Linked DNA regions of Homo sapiens: region 1 is linked to region 2. A link is a loop called in an ENCODE intact Hi-C map of the cell type or tissue named here. Cell type or tissue: endothelial cell of umbilical vein. All regions are shown on one strand. Each heading gives the region's core, and the rest is flanking DNA. Links, peaks and the distances in the headings are about the cores only. Region 1 overlaps EFCAB7 (EF-hand calcium binding domain 7). Region 2 has its middle 100 kb from the start of LINC01739.

What was found. Hi-C counts contacts between places; a loop is a spot of excess contacts. Peaks named below come from ENCODE experiments on the same cell type or tissue, not always from the same donor. Only the 100,000 strongest peaks of a DNase experiment are listed, where the experiment ranks them.
Region 1: a loop joins it to region 2, with 6 times the contacts of the local background. A loop is called at or near these places in 3 of 110 quality-filtered maps.

The regions. Positions count from the first base shown.
Region 1 is chr1:63,533,877-63,541,876 of GRCh38, reverse strand. EFCAB7 (EF-hand calcium binding domain 7) reads right to left here. Exons shown (of 14, transcript NM_032437.4): 6 at 7,661-7,782. It also overlaps the pseudogene RNU7-123P. Among named protein-coding and RNA genes, the nearest start is that of EFCAB7, 14 kb to the right of the region's middle. In endothelial cell of umbilical vein, for the core only: a CTCF peak has its summit at 3,713; no DNase peak of the experiment used is centred there.
Region 2 is chr1:62,905,383-62,918,857 of GRCh38, reverse strand. No RefSeq gene overlaps it. Among named protein-coding and RNA genes, the nearest start is that of LINC01739, 100 kb to the left of the region's middle. In endothelial cell of umbilical vein, for the core only: a CTCF peak has its summit at 6,654 (motif pointing left); no DNase peak of the experiment used is centred there.

The DNA of each region.
Region 1 (8,000 bases), core at 1-8,000, 630 kb before region 2:
AAAAATTGTGTTGGGGCTGGGCATGGTGGCTCACTCCTGGAATCCCAGCACTTTGGGAGGCCAAGGTGGGTGCATCACCTGAGGTCAAGAGTTCAAGACCAGCCTGGCCAACATGGTGAAACCCCATCTCTACTAAAAATACAAAAATTAGCCGGGTGTTGTGGTGGGCACCTGTAATCCCAGCCTCAGGAGGCTGAGGTAGGAGAATTCCTTGAAACCGGGAGGCGGAGGTTGCAGTGAGCTGAGATCGTGCCACTGTACTCCAGCCTGGGTAACACGGCAAAACTCCGTTTCAAAAAAAAAACAAAAACATTGAGTTGGTATACCATTATTTAGTTAACTATTTCTAAAATGTTAGACATTTAGGTCATTTCTAATTTCTTATCACAATATTAATAGAATACTGTTTTGTCTAAATGCTTTTCTTCTGATGAATAATTTCCTTGAGAACTTCTAGGCAAAAATGTATGTATATTTTTAAAGCTATTGACATGTGTTCCCATAGTGCTTTATAAAACAGTACTGCCAATTTTACAATACCACCAATGGTATATAATGTAATAATTTTACCATTATTTGGTTAGTATTGTTTTATAAAAAAATTGGGTGATGTGGGATGATTTCATAAGCAAGGTGTGGGTACATAAAGCATTCATTATGGTATTCCATATATTTGTATATGCCTCAAGTATTTGATAGTAAAAATGGTATTGTAGTAACTTTTGCATTAATTTGAATTTCTCTGATTATTAATACCAAGGCTGAACATTTCCCTCATGTGTTTATTATTTATTTTGTATAAATTACCCATTCTCCTATTCTCATAACTCTGTTGCAGACTTAGCATTTTTCTTACATATTTTAATAAATTCTTTTGACTATTTTAGATATTAACCACTCTGTGAGTGTTAATGAATGTATTTTCTCTATTTCCTTTTATTTTCATTTTGGTTATTTCTCAATTTATACAAGTTTTCTATTTTTATCTTTATCTTTTCTTTGGAAATTTCTTCTTAAACTGCATTTTAAGATTTTATCATTATAAACTGAACTATACTCAAGCTTTCAGTCAGTCATTAATCACCTGCACTGTCACACCTTTGGGGTATACAAGATATGTGTATTTTTAATTCTAAGAAATTAAGATGTGACCTTAACTTACTGAAATTTATCTTGTTAAGTATATTGCCCATGACAGAAAGAAGTCATTATATATAATATTTCAACAACATCACTATGAGGCAGTATGGGGTAGATATGAATTAAGTCATTTTAATAAACAGAAAAATTGAGGTAGCCAGAGATTATATGGGTTCAGAGTTTTATAAGGAGTTTGTAGCAATATTAGGTCTAGAGTCCAAGACATTTGGCCTCTACATTTAGACCAAGTTTCTAAAAGAAAATGTACTCAGGGTACGAATTCAAATTTTTTATTATCTGTGATACAATGAGGTTCAAAGTTGGGCTTGTGGCAGAAGTTGAAGTTCAACTTTTTTTTTTTTTTTTTTTTTTTGAGATGGAGTCTCACTCTGTCACCCAGGCTGGAGTGCAGTGGCGCCATCTCGGCCCACTGCCACCTCCACCTCCCAGGTTTAAGCAATTCTCCTGCCTCAGCCTCCCGAGTAGCTGGGATTACAGGGGCCTGCCACCACACCCAGCTAATTTTTTGTATTTTTAGTAGAGATGGGGTTTCACTATGTTGGCCAGGCTGGTCTCAAACTCCTGACCTCAAGTGATCCGCCCACCTCGGCCTCCCAAAGTGCTGGGATTACAGGCGTGAGCCACTGCGCCTGGCCCAAGTTCAACTATTAATGATGAGTAATGATACACAGACTTTCATTTAGCTTCCCTGTAAATCTCTTGGATGGGCATATATATGGACTAACAACAGATGCTGGCATTACCTCAGACCCAATTGCCCTTAACATAATCAACATGACCTTGGATGGTGATGACTGCTAAAGAATAGAAATGAAAGAAATGTTATACAGCATTTAGACAAGTTACACTTTGAGACAGTTTGAATTATGATTCTGACATTAAATGGAAAACATTTAAATGCTTTCAATCAGTTTTGATTATAGCATCAGATGGAATTTCATCCAATATATTTTATATTTTTTATATTTACCTATTTGGAATGGTAAAGGATAATACTTTAGAATTACAGACTTATAAAAGTAGAAGAAATCTAAAAAGCAGTCTAGTCCAGACTTCTCTTTTGATTGACAAAAAAGTCTGAAAAATAAAGTGATATATGTGAACAGCTATAGTTCTCAATTGACTGCAGAACTAGAACCAAAAGCTAGGTCTCCTTACTTTCTCTCCAGTGTGTAAGTTATATTCTAAGTTCTGTTCTATTTCACATTTAAATATCTGCAGTGATTTTTTAAGCCAGTTTTTAAAATAAACTTTATGAATATATTACAATAAAGTATGGTAAGGCATTATCAATCGGGATTCCATACTTTTAAGGGTTAAGATAAACTTAATTATTTGGTTTTCTTACTTTAAAAATGTAGAATTTAGTAGCTGCAAAATTTCTTAAATTTGTACTGTAATCATCAGCACAGCAGCCCTACCCCCAGCTTTAAAAAAATGGTTAAATTAAGCTTTAAAAGATAATGTACTTTGCCTGGTACACTGGTAGTAAACATAATTTGTGCCATTTAGGAAACTCAAAGATTTCGGAAGAATTTTTCAATGTGCTGATGCTACCTCTGGGGCAGTGCCACAGATTAACAGGACATAGCTTTATAAAATTTAACTGGGGAACAAGTTAAACATTTTTATTATAAGTCTTTCCTAAGTACCATGTCTAGAAAATAATGCTATAATAGAAGAGAATTTGTGAGTTTCTTTGGAAAGACAGCCAAACTACATACTATAACATTAAATATGGATTAATATAGCTGGAAAATGGTAGAACAACAGTTATTAAAGTAAGACAAATACCACATTATTTATATCAACCAAACTTCAGTGTAATATACAGATCAATTTGAATTCTAAATAACTTCACTAGGAGAACTTATAGCTCCTACTGTTCAAAAGGAAACATTCAACTTAAGATCTGCCAGAGTTATTAAACATACAATGCTTACTCAACTTAAAATTTCTTTTCAAGGCTGGGTGCGGTGGCTCACGCCTGTAATCCCCAGCACTTTGGGAGGCTGAGGTGGGCAGATCACGAGGTCAGGAGTTCAAGACCACCTGGCCAATGTGGTGAAACCCTGTCTCTACTAAAACTACAAAAATTAGCCAGCGTGGTGGTGCACACCTGTAGCCCCAGCTACTCAGGAGGCTGAGGCAGGAGAATCACTCGAACTCGGGAGGCGGAGGTTGCAGTGAGCCAAGATGGTGCCACTGCACTCCAGCCTGGGCAATAGAGTGAGACTCCATCTCAAAAAAAAAAGAAAAAGAAAAAAAAATACCCTTTCAAACAAATAGACTTTCAATCATACAAAGCTTTTTCTCTAGGACCTAGACTAAAATGTTATGAACTAAAAGAAAAAATTACTGACAAATTGGCTGGCTCATTCAAATAAATCAGTTTGAAAGGATTATAGATTAAGCTGACAGTTTGAGTATTAAGAGAAAAATGAAAGAAGGTTGAGTTTTGAAAATAATTTTAGAATAAGAGTAAGAAATTCCATGTATGATATAATTTTTTGACATTATAAAGCAGAAATAAAATAATAGCTTGTAATTCTTATATAGGGCATGAGGTGGTGCTGTATTCTACCAATTCAGGTAAATTCATATAAGTGCAAACTGAACTGTTATTTCCTTTATTTGTCATATACAAATTTTACTTATTTTCATTCATAATATATAACGAAATGCTGAAAAGTACAAAACCAAATACTAAAGCAAAAAATTCTTGTTATCAAAACAAATACATCAGTATAGTCCCATTTTTCTTGGAACACTGTAGTGAATGAAAATGATTTGTTTTAACATACAAATTCTGTATTATTAAAATTTTCAGTGAGAAAGAATTATTAAGCAGTAGATCTGCCATAGATTTAGTCAGAGGAGGAACTCATCACTATCATTATCATCACTACTGCTTTTTATAAAGATTTCCTATGTCACATACTTATTAGGAAGCTATTTGCTTTGGGGTATGATAAGACAGGTAGGTAACCAGTTGTTGCACTTTTTGTTATTAAAGAATTGTAAACTATACATACTTAAAAAATAAAAGGTTAAATAGATAATTTATGGAGGGTAAAATTGATGTGGCCTGAAATCTAATTGACAGGTTGAACTGATCAACATTTTGAAAATGTGAGAAACTTATAAGAAAATTATTATCTGGAGCTTTCACAAAAAACAGATAATGAACCATTTGGAATTTCAAATGTTTTTATTTGTATTGCCATATATAGACATACACATAACATATAAATGGTATACAATGTAGATGCTATATATGTTTTGACATTTATAATATATAGGTTGTACAACATGTGTGTGATGTGTGTGCATATGTTGTACTATATATGAATAAAACATAAATGTAGGCATACTCTAAGAATCTGAATATAGGAAGTATTGCATCTCTGGAGTTTACAACTGATAGTTTGGGGCTTACTCTAATTCTAGACATGACTGGTCTTAGCAAGGAAGGTGAAGCTATTCCTCTCTGAAAGGAAAATTCCTGACATTCCTTGACCATCACAGAACCTAAGTAAATGGATAGAATTCGGGATTTTAAAAAGAATAATAATGCAGTAACTAAGTATGGCCAATGGAAAGTAATATGCGTATAGTACCTGTAAGGATCTTATTTTCCTTTTGTAATTCAAGTCCTTTACCAATTGTGTGGTTTTGTGGTTTAAAACATGGCTTACCCTTATCTATCACAACAATTTTCTAATTTCTGAAAAGTCCCTCCTTCTCTGTCCCAATTCCATACTTTTCTGTTCCACATGAAGTTGAGATACCCAAACTTGTTTAAAATAAATTTAAAGTATCTGGAAAATTAATTTAACAATCCTTTCAGTAATTTATTCTGTACATTCACAACCAAGTACTTTTCAGAATGGTTATAAAACCTCAGGAATATATGAAATTTATGAAATAAAAAAAGAAAACTTCAAGTATTACAGTTCTTTTAGAATTTGTCTAGCAGGTTCTCTGTTTTTCCAGAAAACCACCCAGGAAGAAACAAGACTTAAAGAAAAATGTGGCCAGGCGTGGTGGCTCACATCTGTAATCCCAGCACTTTGGGGGGCCAAGGCAGACGGATCACTTGAGGTCAGGAGCTCGAGACCAGCCTGGCCAACATGGTGAAACCTCGTCTCCACTAAAAACACAAAAATTATCCAGGCATGGTGGCATGCTCCTGTAATGCCAGCTACTTGGGTAGCTGAGGGAGGAGAATCACTTGAACCTGGAAGGTGGAGGTTGCACTGAGCCAAGATCCCACCTGCATTCCAGCCTGGGTGACAGAGTGAAACTCTTGTCTTAAAAAAAATGCATAAATAAATAAAGAAAAGAAAAATGTAAACAAAGAACTGAATGCTGCTGAATAACAAAAGAGTCACTTACTTAAAAAAATAATAATTTCAGCTCATCTAAGAAATAGATAGCAAGCAACAGTGGGCAATATCAAGATCCGAAACAGGATATTAAAAGGTAAGATATACAGAGCTATCAATTATTTCCAAAAGACATTACATTTTATATGAAACTCACAGTATTAAAAAGTTGACAGTATGCCCTTTTCTTTTAATCATTAAATTATCTTAGTACCTTTTACCTAATTCCCAATTATCATCCACACCATTCCCTGCTCTTGACTTACATACAAAACTTTAGTCTCTTTGTTAAATAATCGTTATGACTTACAGACTAATTTTGGCATTTTTCTATTACACCTGCCCCTATCGTATTACATTAAGTACTATCCTAGGCCAAGTTATCATCACTTTATATTTGGAAAACTCTATCGGCCTCTTAGATGGTGTCTCTGAGGTCTCTATATATAACACAACAGTAGATTAACTTTTCTTAAACTATACTTTCATCATGTCGTTCCCATACAAGCATCCAGTTATTTCTTCGTTCTATAATAATATTAATACTAGTATTTATTAATGTCCTTTGTATATAATAAATAGTATTAACATTATTAACACTATTCTTTATTAATGTCCTTGGCATTGTGCTAAATGCTTTACATATGTTTACATACGATTTAAATCTTTCCAAAGCACACTAAATATAATTACTCCCTATTTATAGGTAAGAAAACTGAAACTCTGAAGGGCTGCTGACAAATTCACCCAAGATCACACAGTTATTAAGTGATAAAGCTAAGATTCAAGCCCAGGTAGATCTCTACCCAAAACTCTAGATCACTAATCTAATCAACATCTAGAACACTGGCACACAGTAGTCATTCAATAAATATTTGTTGAATAAATGAATGAATAAATACTATGCTATAGTGTAGCATATACCAAGGTAGTCCTTGGTATACTGTTAATAGTCAAATGAAAATTTATATTTTTAAATTCAAGCTCATATTTTACACTAAGCAAAATAACTGGCACACATTACATGCTTAGTGAATATTTGTTGAATTGAACTAAATTTTAAAAATTATATTGGTATGAGCCCAACTAATGACACAGAGACAAAGTCTTACTATAACTTAACATAATCCACATTAATATTTATTTATATCTCTCTTTACAGTGGCTAAAATTACATTTATTTGTGCTTTTGAATCAGGTAAACCATAATTATTTAACTAAGTTAATTTTATTAATAATTAATTTAGTTGCAAAATACAAAAAGGTTCCATTGGTGGAAAGTAATATTGTTGGAACACTAAATATTGTGTATGAACATGTTGGACATGCACACCAAATTGCTTAGGGTGTATAGATTCCTAAACAGTCTGAACAAAATTCCTTGGAGATAATGTTTTAAAATTTTAATATAGAACAAATGTCACTCTCTAGCAATTTAAAGATATAAGGGACTTCAGAGTTCAATAACAAATACAGAGTTGTTATTTGAAACAAAAATGTGGCTCTTGAGAGCAATCAGTTCAGTTTTCTAACAGCAGTTATAGTATGTGGTCATAACCATTTTTTCCCCTTTTACAGAGGTCTCTAGGTGCACATTTTTAATGTATCCTAGCAGTTTCCAGTTAATGTTTTATATTTCTGTAACTATTATTTTCTGTTGAAAGAAAACTAGTAAAGGTTGAGTCTAGAAAGGGAAAACAAAGAAAGAAGATCAATATTAACACTCTACAAATATTGACTTAGCAAAGTGACTTTGTTGTCATTCTCTCACAGGAATTGAAATTGAATGAATGATTTATTTATATGAAACACCTATGGTGAATATTTGTTAAACAAAACAAAAAATTTGCTTCCCAAAGTATATAACTTGATAATCTACTCATCAGGTTATAAAACTTGAGTGTTACCATTTTCAAACTGAAGACCTTATAATAATATTCATCATTTTTAATTTAAAAGTATTACACTAGCTTACAGGTAGAAATTACACAGAAAAACCTCAAATTACTTCATAAACTTTACTGGTTCCCTGTAGACACTGCACAGTTATTAATAAACTTAATGTCAAATTTTTTTCAGAAAAAGTCATCTGTTAACTTAAAATACTATACCTTTATTAAATTTGGCTCCATTAACTTTGAGTTTCGGTTACCATTAGCCCCCATGGTAACTGTGAAGGAAACAGATGTTTTGAACTTCCTGGTTGCTGACAGTAAAGAACTCCTGGTGTCACCTGCAACAAGTAATGATTATTTGGTCTGACATTATGAAAAGTTGTCAATAGGAGTTTTTTCCAAACACAGTGCAGTATAAAAGATCTACTGTATTACTTTGATTCTCTTTGTTCTCCCTATTGAAATAAAGTCAGAAGTTTTATATTTATCAGGCTTTAATGATCCCTAATTTATGGGCTTCTAATAAGAATTCTTATTTCAATATGTCACCTTTCAG
Region 2 (13,475 bases), core at 2,054-10,053:
CATCACAGCATGACATGGAAATTTCCTGCTACTCTGCTTTCATTTCCAGAGGCAGCAATCAAATGAAAACCACTCAACCTCACCCAAATGTATAAATAATTTTCATTCAAACATATTAACAGTCAAAATATGAGAATTTATCACAGAGTGCTAGGCCTTTTAAGAAGCAATAAAGACTTTACTTTTTAAGCATATTTCTCCTTAGAAAAGTAATACGAATAGTAACTCGCAATTTAAAAATCGCTTTTGAAAGTCCACGTAGAAACCACCTGATCTGCAAACTTAAGGGATGTGGGTGTTTTGCCATAGATTTGATGCTTGCAGGAAAAGGGCTGCAAGAAATATCGGGTAGGAGAATTGCATGTCGATTAATAATCACCTACAGGAAAATACCAATACCTAGAAATGCGAATTTCTTTCATCTTTACTAAGCATCCCTTTTGTACTGCAAAACCAATAGTAGATTACTTCCTTTAAAATGTAAAACACCAGATCCAAGAGCAATTTGTATCCTGTGGCAAACGACACTGTTTTTCCTCATAAATATCAGATTTTAATTGAAAGCAACCTCCTAAAGCCCATCAAATTGCAGGGGTGGACATGGCTGACTCTCCCCCACTTGAGGCTGAGTTCCAGCCATACTGGCTGTCAGTTACCATGAAAGGGAGAGACGCATTCACAAGCGAACAAGAAAAAATATTTGTACTTGATGCTCTGTTAACGAAGTTGAGTGAGAGGAGGGTGCTGGTTTGCTCCTTAGCCTGATTGAAGGTGAGTGTGGAGTGGCCTCGGGGAACTGCACTCGAGGGAAAGGACTTGGGCTGCAGAGTGCTCACCACGGGAGCCTGGGGACTCACCAGCCTGTCTATAAAGCTCGCCCTACCCCGCCGAAGGTGTGTCCAGGCTAAGCCTTCAGATAGGAACTTTCTCTGTGGCTGACCAGACAGAGGTGCTAAAAGACATCAGTTGACCAATAAGACACCATGTTGACAAGAGTTTATTAGGTATGGAACAAAACCCCAAAAGGCATATAATACTCTGACACATCGAATTCAGTAATCAATCCACTCATATTTCAAAGGGTACCTTCCATATTTTAGAAAGGACAGCACTTTGCCTCTGGGTAAAGGCTAACTTGAAGGTTTCTATCATATCCACTGGGACAAGTGACATGTGGAGGGTGGTTAGGAAGTGTGGGATGAGAAGGCGGGGTTCGGGATGGAGGACAATTGATTTTTCCTATTGATGCCAGCATCTAAAAATTTTGCTGCCTCACTTTAAATTTTTATACCCTTTTCTTCTCCCCGCACTGCCCCCTAACATGTGCAAAAACTGCTAAGATGACAGTTTTTCCCATTTCCCCAGTAAGTGTGCCTGCAGAAGTAGAAGTACCATAACCCGGGGTACAGCAAGCTCAGCCATTTGAAATAAAACTTTGCAGTACTAATGTTTTTGTAACTGCTTCCATATTGTAATGATATTTTTCCAAGCACTGGTTTTATTTGATCTTAAATACCTTTTTGGGAAAGTCCAGTGAGCTGACGCTAATAAAATCATGCTATTGAAAAAAGGTTTAAGTAGAATGTTCAGAATAAATTACAAAACTGCATGCAAGAATACCAGCTAGTGCTGCAATAAAAAGCTGAAAATGAGTATTCTTGCAATATATTTTAAAGAAGTAGTATACTTTTTTTGTTCATTTTTTTTCATTGAATGTTTCATAACAGAATGCCTCCATGTCGTGAAAGGAGGGGAATGCATACCAAATGAACAAACTGCGGGAAAAATTGCGTCTAAGGGGAAAAAAAAACCCTTGACTTTTTGGGGGAGTATAGAATATATTTCATTTCATTTTCAATAACTGTTGGAAGATAATAGGAAATGTAATTTCTTTCCATTTGCTGTGCCAAAATACTTAAATTACATCATACTTATCCTGTCATAATTTTCCCCAACATATTCAGGACCCTTTAATGGATTTCACATTCCTATATATGCACTAAGGAACCGTATCTGCTTTAAAAGACAGAAACTACTGGAAGGCCTGAGTGAGAGACACAGCAACCGTATATCTGACTTTCTCATAGTGAAGCAGAAGTCAGGAGCTCCTCATAAGGGATGGAGGTGAAGGTATCCTCCTAATTACTCCTGAAATTCTAGGTCCAAAAGAAACCATGAGCCCTCTCCAGAGCCCTTCCACTCAATAGGACAGTCACAAAAATTGGACCCTGAGAGTCAAGGACTGCAGATGGTGAATTTTGCCTGCCATGTGAGAGTCTACTGTGTTTTGGGCATTGAGTCAAGCATTGAGCTTCAGGTTCTATAATGACCAATATTTATTTACATTGAATTAACTTATAAATCCAAGTTCACATCTCTCATCATCAAGTAAGACAAAAGCAATCATTCCCATCCTATGAGGAGAAACTGGGACAAGGAAAAGATAGCTGTCGGCTGGGTACAGTGGCTTATGCCTGTAATCCCAGCACCTTGGGAGGCCAAGGCGGGTAGATCACTTGAGGCCAGGAGTTGAAGACCAGCCTGGCTAACATGGCAAAACCCCATCTCTACTAAAAATACAAAAAATTAGCCAGGCGTGGTGCCACATGCCATAATCCCAGCTACTCAGGAGGCTGAGGCATGAGAATTCCTTGAACTTCAGAGGCAGAAGTTGCAGTGGGCTGAGATCATGCCACTGCACTCCAGCCTGGGGGACAGAGTGAGACTCTGTCTCAAAAAAAGAAAAGAAAATAGAGAAGAGAAGAGGACAGAAAAGAAAAGAAAAGCTATGGCATGATGAACAAAATTTAGAATATAGTAGAAACTGTTGGTGGCCTACCCAGCATTCCTTCTCCCCACCATCTTCTTTCCTGGCATAACTTGATTTTGTTCAAGAACCTATTTTTATACACAGCCATGCATCTCAGGGGAAGCTGATCTCTTCGTTTATAAGAGTGGTGCATTAGTGAGCTTAGGCTGCCATAACAAATATCATAGATCGAGTGGTTTAAACAAGCAGAATTTATTTTCTTACAGTTCTAGAGACTGAAAGTCCAAGAACAAGGGGCTGGCAGGGTCAGTTTCTGGTGAGGGCTCTCTTTCTGGCTTGCAGATGGCTGTGTGCTCACATGGCCTTTTCTCAGTTCATGCACACAAAGAGAGAGGAGAGAGAAGAGAGAGAGAGAGAGATTTCTATTCTCGTAAGGTCACCAATCTTTTGAATTAGAACTCCATCCACCCTTATGATCTCATTTAACCTTTTTAAATTACTCTTAAAATTTAATTTAATTACTCTTAAAATTCCTATCTTTAAATACAATCATATTGAGGGCTAGGGCTGCAACATACAGACTGGAGGGAAGACAGTCCAGTCCTCACCAGGTGGGTTTGACTGGTCATAGGCAACCCTATTCCGTTTGCCATTTCTGAGTTTGAGGAAAGGCATGGGACTCTGACCAGTGAAGTAGGAGAGGAAGTTGGCTGGGGCCACAGCAGAGAAGAATATTCTGGCCAACCAAAGAAGCTGGACATTTTGATATCTGGATGTGACCTCTGAAAGTGAAGTAGCCATCCTACTACCAGCATAGGATGAAACCAACACCAATGATGGCAGAACACAGTGTTAGTTTCCTAGGGCTGCCACAACAAAATAACTGAGAGACTTAAAACAACAGAATCTCACAGTTCTGGAAGCTAGAAGTCTGAAATCAAGGTGTCAGCTGAGTCTTCCTCTCTGATGGCTCTAGAGGAGAATCTTTCCTTGCTCTTTTAGCATCTGGGTTCCTTGGCTTAGAAAGTGCATCACTCCAGTCACATGGCCATCTTCTCACTGTGTGTATTCACATCATTTCCCTTCTATTTTTCTGTCTCTGTGTCTAAGTTTCCCCTTTTTATAAGAACACCAGTCATATTATATTAGGGCTCACCCCAAAGACCTAATTTTAACCTCATTACCTCTATAAAGATCCTATTTCCAAATAAGGTCACATTCTAAGGTACTGAGGGATTAGGACTCAATGTTTCTTACTGGGAGACACAATTCAACCCGTAAATTGCTCAAACTTGGGCAAATACCAAGATGGAGTAGACATTAAGACCCTGATGACATAACTGAGCCTCTGAATTAACCAACTCTGAAACCCATCCTGCCTCAGGACTTGCTGACATGTGAGATATATATAAGAACACCTTTCTGTATTGTTCAAGTCATTTTGCATTGAGATGTCTGTTACTTAGAGCTGAACACATCACTGCTGCAACAGATGTTGAGTAAAAACAGACCTCATTCTACCATTTAATAGTTGTATATACTTGGGAAAAAATTACTTGCACTCTCTGAGAATACTTTCTGTATCTCTACATTGAATCAAATATTACATCAGAGTTGTCACAAGGATTAGATAATGCCTTTCAACAGCATTATACAGATAAGGTGTTCAGTAGATTGGTTTTATGATCTTTTTTAAAACTACCCATGTGACTTTGGAAGAATAAAAACAATACCATATAATCTATTGTAAACAGACTAACGAGAACCAATAGTTCCTTATGGTTATTACATTTCAAAATCAATCATTTTGCCCATGTTCTTCACTTGGGAATTCTACACCTTTCCAAGTCTTTGTTAGTCTTTTCTGAAAGCCACCATCTATGAGAGGCAGTGAACACAGTGGTTAAAAGCATAGACTTTGGAATCAGACCACATCGATTCAAATCTTGCCTCCGCCACTTTCTATGTGTGATCTTGGGCATGTTACTTAACCTCTCTGTACCTAAATCCTCATCTTTAAAACAGGGAAATGAGGATGATAATAGTTTCTCTTGGTACACCTAACAGGAGTCAAAAGATGAAAGGTGATTAGTAGAGTTTCGTGTAGCAAGCATGTTAAACACACACTCTTTCTTCCTTTCAATCTCCATTATTGTCTGCAATCACCTCGGGAAGCAACAGCAGTAGTTTGCAAACTTCGGTGAGTGTAAAAAGCACCTGTGATGCTTGTTGTATACAGATTCCAAAGACTTCTGCCTCTCCTACCCAGAAATTCTGATCCAGCAGATCTGAGATGCTAACAAACACTCCAGGAGAAATTGATGCAGATGCCCCCTTATCACACATTGAGAAACTCTATTTTACTGATTGAAAGTCAGAAGACGTGGAAGTGGTTACTCATCTTGGAGACAGGTACTTCCCTTATCCTCCCTACTAGTCTGAAAGCTTCTAAAGGCAGAGATATCATTATCTCTCTATCCTTTCTCTCACCACACACCTAACACAGTACCTTGCTCACAGTAACTCAAAAGTATTTATTAAGTTAAATTTAAAGAGGGCTCAGATGACATAGAAACTGAAGTGGCTGAGAAAGAAATGGAGATACAGGCACAAGGAAAATACGGTCTGCTAATCATTTAGTAATCCCAAGAAATTCTGTTAGGCACAGCTGCCCTGAACCAACCAGCCCCAGCACCCAGTTTTCTTTCTTTCTTTCTTTCTTTCTTTATTTTTTTTTTTTTTTTTGAGACAGGGTCCAGGCTGGAGTGCAGTGGCACCATCAGGGCTCACTGCAGCCTCTATCTCCCCCAGCTCAGGTGATCCTCCCACCTCAGACTCCAGGTAGCTGGGACTACAGGTCCACCACCACATCTGGCTAATTTTTGTATTTTTTGTAGAGATGAGTTTTGACATGCTGCCCAGGCTGGTCTCAAACCCCTGGGCTCAAGTGATTCACCCATCTCAGCCTCCCAAAGTGCTGGGATTACAGGCATTAGCCAGCGAACCCAGCCCCATTTTTGTTTCTATAAGCCCCACTAATAGTGCGACCCTGGATAGCAGTCACTAGGAAACTCTAGGATTCCATGCTGGCTTCACTTTTCAGACCTCTGCCAGTCTGGGACACAACTCCTTGAGCCCAAAGCAACCTAGAGACCAAGGGCAGAAGGATAAAGGGGCAAAAATGTCCATTGAGAAGCTGAATTTAGACTTCTTATTGTTACTAGGTCACTCAACCAAATAAGCCTGGGTCACTCAACAAATTAAGCTTAGCTGTTTTGGGGCAACTGCAACAAAAAACATTTTCAAGGTTGTTTTGTAAACTCATTAATGTTAATCATGTAGCAATACATAGCTACTATTTATTGAAGGAAGCATCTACTATATGGGGTAGATGCTTTTCATGAATTATGTAATTAAGTTCTCAAGAATTTGTTCAACTAAGATTTGTTGATCATCTACTATATGCTGGGCTATCAAATAAAAACCAGTATGTTATACCTATCAATATATAAAACTATATAACTATATCTTTGTCTCACTTATGACTGTACAGAAAGAAATTTCCTAAAAAGACTGGGTGGCTGGTAAGTAGAAAGCATTGGTCTGGTATCTGATGCAGTAAGCACTTAAAATGTAAGTCATTATTATTATTGTTGTTACCTGTTTTGAGAGTATACACACTGCTATTGACTCCACAGAACTTTCTGGAAACATTCTGGGTGAATGTTTCTTCATCTTGCTTATTTGTACTTACTAAATGTTCTACAATGACTATGCAATGTTGTAATAAAAAATAGAAGTAATACACTTTAAAAGCAAGTTATTTTCCATCTCCCACATCCACAAATGAAAATCATTGTCTTTGACAGCACCACCTAGTGGTTCCCAGAGAGTGTGGCTGCAGATCCTTTATTTCCCCTCATCCACATCCTGTGGACACTTTCTCAGAGATCTTCATTCTCAGAGATCTTCATATCAACATCTATAGGAGGTGTGATTATGAGAGGTTCCAACATTCACACAGTATCCTCCATTCATGTCTGACCAATTACTGACATGCTTTATTTCTGTGCCTTTATTGGTCTTTAGAACTCACTCTATTTTTTTCATGATGGGATGATTTTATTTCTTATGGGATTTTTATTTCAAGACTTTTTCCTCACAGAAATACAACTTAGGAATCCAAGGAGACCTCTGACACACCAGCACATACACAATACAAATCTCCTAATATTTTAGAAATATAGCTAGAGGTATAAAAATCATTAGGTAAAAATGTTTAATAGTACAAAAAGCATTTATTGAGGACCTACGCAGTGCCAGTCATCATGTAAGATGCTGCAGTGAAAAGCTAAATAAAACATGCTCCTTCAGTATGGCAATTCCTCAAAGACCTAAAGACAGAACTACCATTCAACCCAGCAATTCCAGTACTGGGTATATACCCAGAGGAATATAAATCATTCTATTATAAAAACACATGCAGATGTATGTTCATTGCAGCAGTATTCACAATAGCAAAGACGTGGAGTCAACCTAAATGCCTATCAATGGAAAACCGGATAAAGAAAATGGGGTACATAGCCTGGGCGACAGAGCAAGACTCCGTCTAAAAAAAAAAAAAAGAAAATGGGGTACATAGACACCATGGAATACTATGCAGCCATAAAAAAGAACAAGATCATGTCCTTTGTGGGAACATGGATGGAGCTGGAGGGCATTATCATTAGCAAACTGACCCAGGAATAGAAAACAAAATACCACATGTTCTCACTTATAAGTGGGAGCTAAAGGATGAGAACTCATGGACACGTACAGGGGAACAACACACACTGGGGCCTATTGGAGGGTGCAAGGTGTGGGGAGAGAGAGGGTAACATGAAAAATAACTAACGGGTACTAGGCTTAATACCTGGGTGATGAAAATAGTCTGTACAACAAACCTTCATGACACAAATTTACCTATGTAACAAACCTGCACATGTACCCCTTAACTTAAAAGTTAAAAAAAAAAATGCTCCTTGCCCTCAACCACTTTTATGGGAGACTCAATGTTCAATGCAATATACTGTGACACAGCATCTCATGAATGCACCCATTCATTCATTCCACAAGTATTTTTTGAGCACATACTATATACAAGGTACCGTTCTAGGCACCAGAGATATAGAAACGAATGAAATAAACAAAGTCTCTGCCTCTAGAGCTTCCCATCTAATGGGGGAGAGATAATAAACAAATGAATGTAAGACATAGTCATGATGAGAAGTACTCCAAAAAAAAAAAAAAACTAACTGGTTAAAGGGAATAGAGTGCCAAGGGAATAGAGTGCCAAGGTTGTTTTTGATACAGGATAGCCAACAAAAGCCCCTCTAGTAAGAGGCTATAAAGAGACTTTGAAGTAGTAAGGGAGCAAGCTGTGCAGATATTGCAGGAGCAGTATTCTATGCAAGGGTGCTGAGATGGGAGTGTGCTTCCCGTGTTGACAGATCTGTGTGGCTAAGCAAAGTGACTAGGGAGAGAGTAGAAGGTGAAGAATTTGGACCAGAGTCTGTAGATCTGGTGGTCACAGTAAAGACCTTTGATTTGACTCAAGAGTTAATGAGAAGCCACTGGCAGGTTTTAATCAGAGGAGCAACAGGCTCCGACTTACATTTGAAAATGATCATTTAGTTGCCGAGTGGATATTATCATAGCATGTAGGAGGACAAGAAGAGAAACAAGAAAACGATGCAGTGATCAAATGGATGAACGTCTGTGAAATAAGTGAATGTATGGATAAGATGTAAAAGCAGAATAGAGGAAGTAGTGTTTGATTACACCCGGAGTGGCAAGAAAAGGCTCCTCCTTCGAGGTGAGGCCTAGACAGGGATTTGCTTTATATTTTCCAGTTTGATTTTTCTTTTTTCTTTTTTTTTTCTTTTTGGCAAAGTGTGTCCTTTCGTCAGGAGACATAATATCAGTGTCTCTCCTTTGTGATGTTAGTAGCTGAATTAATGCCTCAATCCATTCATTCATTAGAGGTTGCAAAATGTTGATAGTCTCCTTCTTTCTGTCTTTATTAGGCGGAATACGTTTACAAAAAGAAACTTTCCTTCATCTTCAATTTGGTTATCCAGTTGTGTAATTCACATGGAAAAGACAAGCCAAATGCTTCATTCTTTCCCTTTATTTTCAGTTTTCAGACAGCATATTGGTCCACTGGCATCTTTTCATGGTGATCCACTGCTTGATTTCTCCCTCTCTTCCTTTTTGCTGCTCCTTCCTCTTTCCCACTCCTTCCTCTTTCCCCCTTCCCTTTACTCTCTCTTTCTTTTTCTTTTTTGCTATCATTGTGAATTTATGATTTTTAATTATACCTGATGGGTTTTAATCAATTACAGTTATTACCTTTATGGATGCTTGAATTGTCCCATTTTTAGCCAGGAGACCCTTCAAATTGGCTCCTGAGTCCTTTTCACCAAACCCCAATAGGTTCTGATCACCTCCTTGCCAGCTAATAGAAGTTCTGACAGGCACACGTTGAACATTCCTTGTCCCTAACTTGGAATCAGCTATTTCTCTAAGGAGCCTTGGTTCCTTTTAGTGAGCAATGGTATTTCAGCACCACAATCTAGTACTAGGGGTGCTCAGTGTTTCTGTATTGGTCATTGTTTCTAGGACTTTTCACTGGATAGAGTTGAAATTCCCAAAATAAAATTAATTATGATTTCCCATTGATACTTTAAACTACGAAAGTTTTATTCATTTCTCCCACACTGATAGTCCCAGTTTTCAAAAACTCCAGAAATGATAGAATTACAATAACTCTTAATTACTAATTTGTTTTATTTCCCCCAAATATACACAAAAATCTCATAATCTCATAACCATCCACAGGATTACTGTAAATAGTTTAAGATTCTTACCGCAGTTCTTTTTTCCTGAGGATATCTTGCCCACATGAGGAACAGACAAGTTTCTGAGGATTCAGTTCTTTGGAATTGTTCATGTTATGGGGCTTTAGAGTTTGTTGTGGAAGCATACATTTAATAAGTGATTATAAGGCAGTAAATATTACAAAAGAAGTACAGGGATCAAAGTGAGGTTCGCCTGTCTGTTACATGTCCTGCCTGAGGAAGTGATGCTTAAACTGAAACCTGAAATACGAGTTGGAATTATCTCAGCAGAGTATGGGTTGGGGAGCAGGGAGGGAGTGTTTCATATAAGGAGAAGAGGTCCCTAGACTCAATTTATAAGGCACTCTGCAAATAAAATGCCAAAAAAAACCCATAGCTTCTTAGAATTTTCTTTTTAAATCATGCTTTCCAAGAATCAAAAGATTATCATCCAAACCAGATCTAATCTCTTCTTTGGGAGTGAGTTTCAAGCGAGAAGTCACAAAGAAAGTAACCATTGCACAAAGTCATCAACATGCTTTCATTGTAACCCAAAACCATATTGCTTAGCTTAATCACCCATTTTATTTATCCTACTTAGCTTCCATTTTCAAAAGTGAAGGCCTCAGAGCATAAGGACTTGCCCCTGTTATGAATATTTAAAAAGAAGAGCTTGGGGAGGTGAAGGGCACTCCCAGGAGGGAACCCAGGGAGGGTCTGAAGCTGCAGAAGAAATTACAATAAGCCTGGGGGTTTATTCTGTAGATGGCACTGTATTAATGTACATCTAATCTAATCCTCAAAACAACTCTGTAAGTTAGGTGATGTTATCTCATTTTAGATCTAAGGAATCAAAGAACCAGAGACCGCACAGACAAAGTTCAAAGTTACATAACGGCTAAGTGGGAGGGCCAAGATTCAAAATCTGGATAGATTCCAAAACCAAAATTCCACCCATGACCTTATGAATTTCATTAGTTTATTCTCTAGAGAACACAGCTTATTGCAATATATACACTGTGGTTTATCAAATAAGTTACATTAGCCTAGATGCACATCTCAAGTGTAAAGAGCAGTCACCATCAGAACTGACATTTGATTGGCCCTTTACAGCTTACGATGGAATCTTTTCTAACTCAGTTGATTCTCATTATTCCCATTTCAGAGGAGGAGACTGAGATTCACAAAGAAGTTAACTTGCCCAGCTAGTTAAGTGGCAGAACTGGGGTTTAAACCCAAGGCTTATGACTCTAAATCCCAAGGTATCTCCACCCTTGGTCATCCCTGACTCTTGGTTACTGGACATCATCAGAATGAGGGCAGAAATGGAAAGCTTGACAAGAAAAATCAATGATAGTAAAAAAAGCTTTAGACTACACCCTCTCCCCCAAATTATGATGCCAGTTATCAACAAAATGTCCCTGCTTAGTTATGAAATTGACCATAATAATACAATTTTACTTGAAAAATCTTCACTTTTTAAGCCTCTAAAGTCTACAAATTCAGAACCTTCAACATCATAGCAAAAGAGAAAAGAAAACTTTGCTTTCTTGATTTTTCCTGTAAATCTAGAGCTGTTCTAAACAATAAAGTCTACTTTGAAAGAGTGAGAGAAAAGAACATGACCATCCATGTTTAAATTTTTCCCCTTTCCTTTTTCTCTCATAATTTTGCCATAAAGAGGCAAAGTTTCTATGCTTTTGATAAATTCTTACTTACTGCTGGTCCCAAACAGGGAGGCCATTCTAGGTTTTTGGAGTTAGATGGACATATTTTCAGACCTTGGTTTTGCCTCTTCCTAGCTTCAGTTTTCTCCTCAGTAACCACCTTCAGTAAGGGTGTAAGGATGAAATGACTGACTTAGGCAGGCCAAGCACTTAGCCCCATGCCTCACACATAGTAAGTGCTCAATAAACAGCAGCTGCTATTCTTTGCTGTGTCCCACCCCCTCTCCTTGTGCTTATGGAGTAAAGGTTGGAATTTGGATGTGGGAAAATATGAAAAAAAAAAAACCTTAATGTTCATTCATAGTTCTTTTTTTTCTTAAATAACAAAAATTACTAATTCAATTTTAATTCCTGTATTTGAAATATATAGGCTAAGGACTAAAACAACCCAAAGTTACATGTTATTTTTATCGTGTTGCTTAAATTAAAATTTTAAATAGAAAAACAATTTTTTGCCTTTTAAAAAATGAGAACATTGGTTGTGACGTTTTCATCAATCTATGAAGTAGAAAACACCTAGAACACACAGTTTCACTGACTCAGGACCATGAAATCTCTGTTCCAAAGCATCAGCTTTACCCATCCAGCTGCTGCAATGTGTCTGTGGGTCTATGCGGGGGAGTCTCTTAGGACCACCCAGATTCTCATACATCTGGATCTTGCTCACTCGTGACAGAGCCTGATATTTGCGGTTGCAATACATGGAGTGCCACTAGGGCAATCTACTTAGCAACGCACAGACTTGTGCTATGATAGAAATACCAGTGCTGAATTTTCCTCAAATCACTGTGCACCAACCACAAAGCTGTCTGCTATTTTTGACCGCTTTTAATTGCTCTGAACACTGGCCGCACCTCTCTTTTTAAATCAGAATGGCAGCTACCACACAAGGGGCTACGTGAGCTGTTGTTGCCTTTCACACACTTCAGGGGGCGCAGTGGAGTTTGGCAGAAGTTTATAAAGTATTTAAATTTTAAATTTTCAAAATTGTACATGATGTGAAATTAAGTTTTTACTTTATGGCTTATCCCGTTTCTGGACCAAATAGGCCTTTACTTCCCTTCCCCCTCCACCCAGTCGATTGCTAAATGTTCTAAATGTCCTGCTTCTTAACGTCAGCTCTACATGGAGGATTAACAGTAAATATGAACTTTAAAAAGCAAGTATATTTTGCTCCTTTTAAGCAACACTATCTGGGAGAGACAATAAATTAAAAAAAAAATGTTAGGCAAAACTCTTTTTAAAAAATGAGCTTTGTATTTCAATTATTTCTCTCCACCCAGGGTCAAAAAGAAAAAGGAGACGAATTCAAACTGCACGACGGCAAACAGAGCTTCCCGAGGAGGAATCCATTGCTCATCCTGAAACCAAGCCCAGGACACTCACTGCTTGCCAGGTATGGGCCCAGTTACATTCGAGCTCCTTCAACTCACGCCTGGGAGCATCAGCGGTAAGTCACTGGTACGCACTGGTTCTTTGAATACCAAGGAGCATTTCATTCTCAGTGGCAGTAGTAGGTTGGGTGCTTGGAGGTCAGAATCACTGCTGGGTTTTTTTGCTTTGTGTTTTTACATTTCATTTACAAACACTTACCTTCTGTAGCTCAGGGCCAGACAACACACCGCCAGAAGCCCTATCTCACAGATGGGTCTCCCTTGGAGGCAAGGTACGGCTGCCCTGAGACCGGGAGGAAACTTCACTAGAGCAGTCAGCACCTTGTACACTGATGGGGTGCCCCCAGGGAAACGTGCTTCCTTGGCCTTCGGTGGGCTTCAGGATAGCACTGGCTGCCAGCTCAAGCAGCAACCACCTCTCTTAAAATACATGTGGCATAATAAAAATAGAGGGTCACTGTAAAGTTTAGTTTATTGACAAGAACAAATAACTTTAACATTTGGCTCAGGCGCTGAACCCTGTGCAGACATTGTATTTGATACATCAGTGAGCAACTAGGCGTGACTGCACTCCACTTGTGTGTGCCTCTAGTACCGTGATTCATGCTAGGAACATGGCAGGTGTCCATTTTATAGAGTCATTCAGTTGGAAAAGGTAAATGTTCTGGGGTTTTGAGCCCACTGTAATTGTCTGTGCATAGCCCAT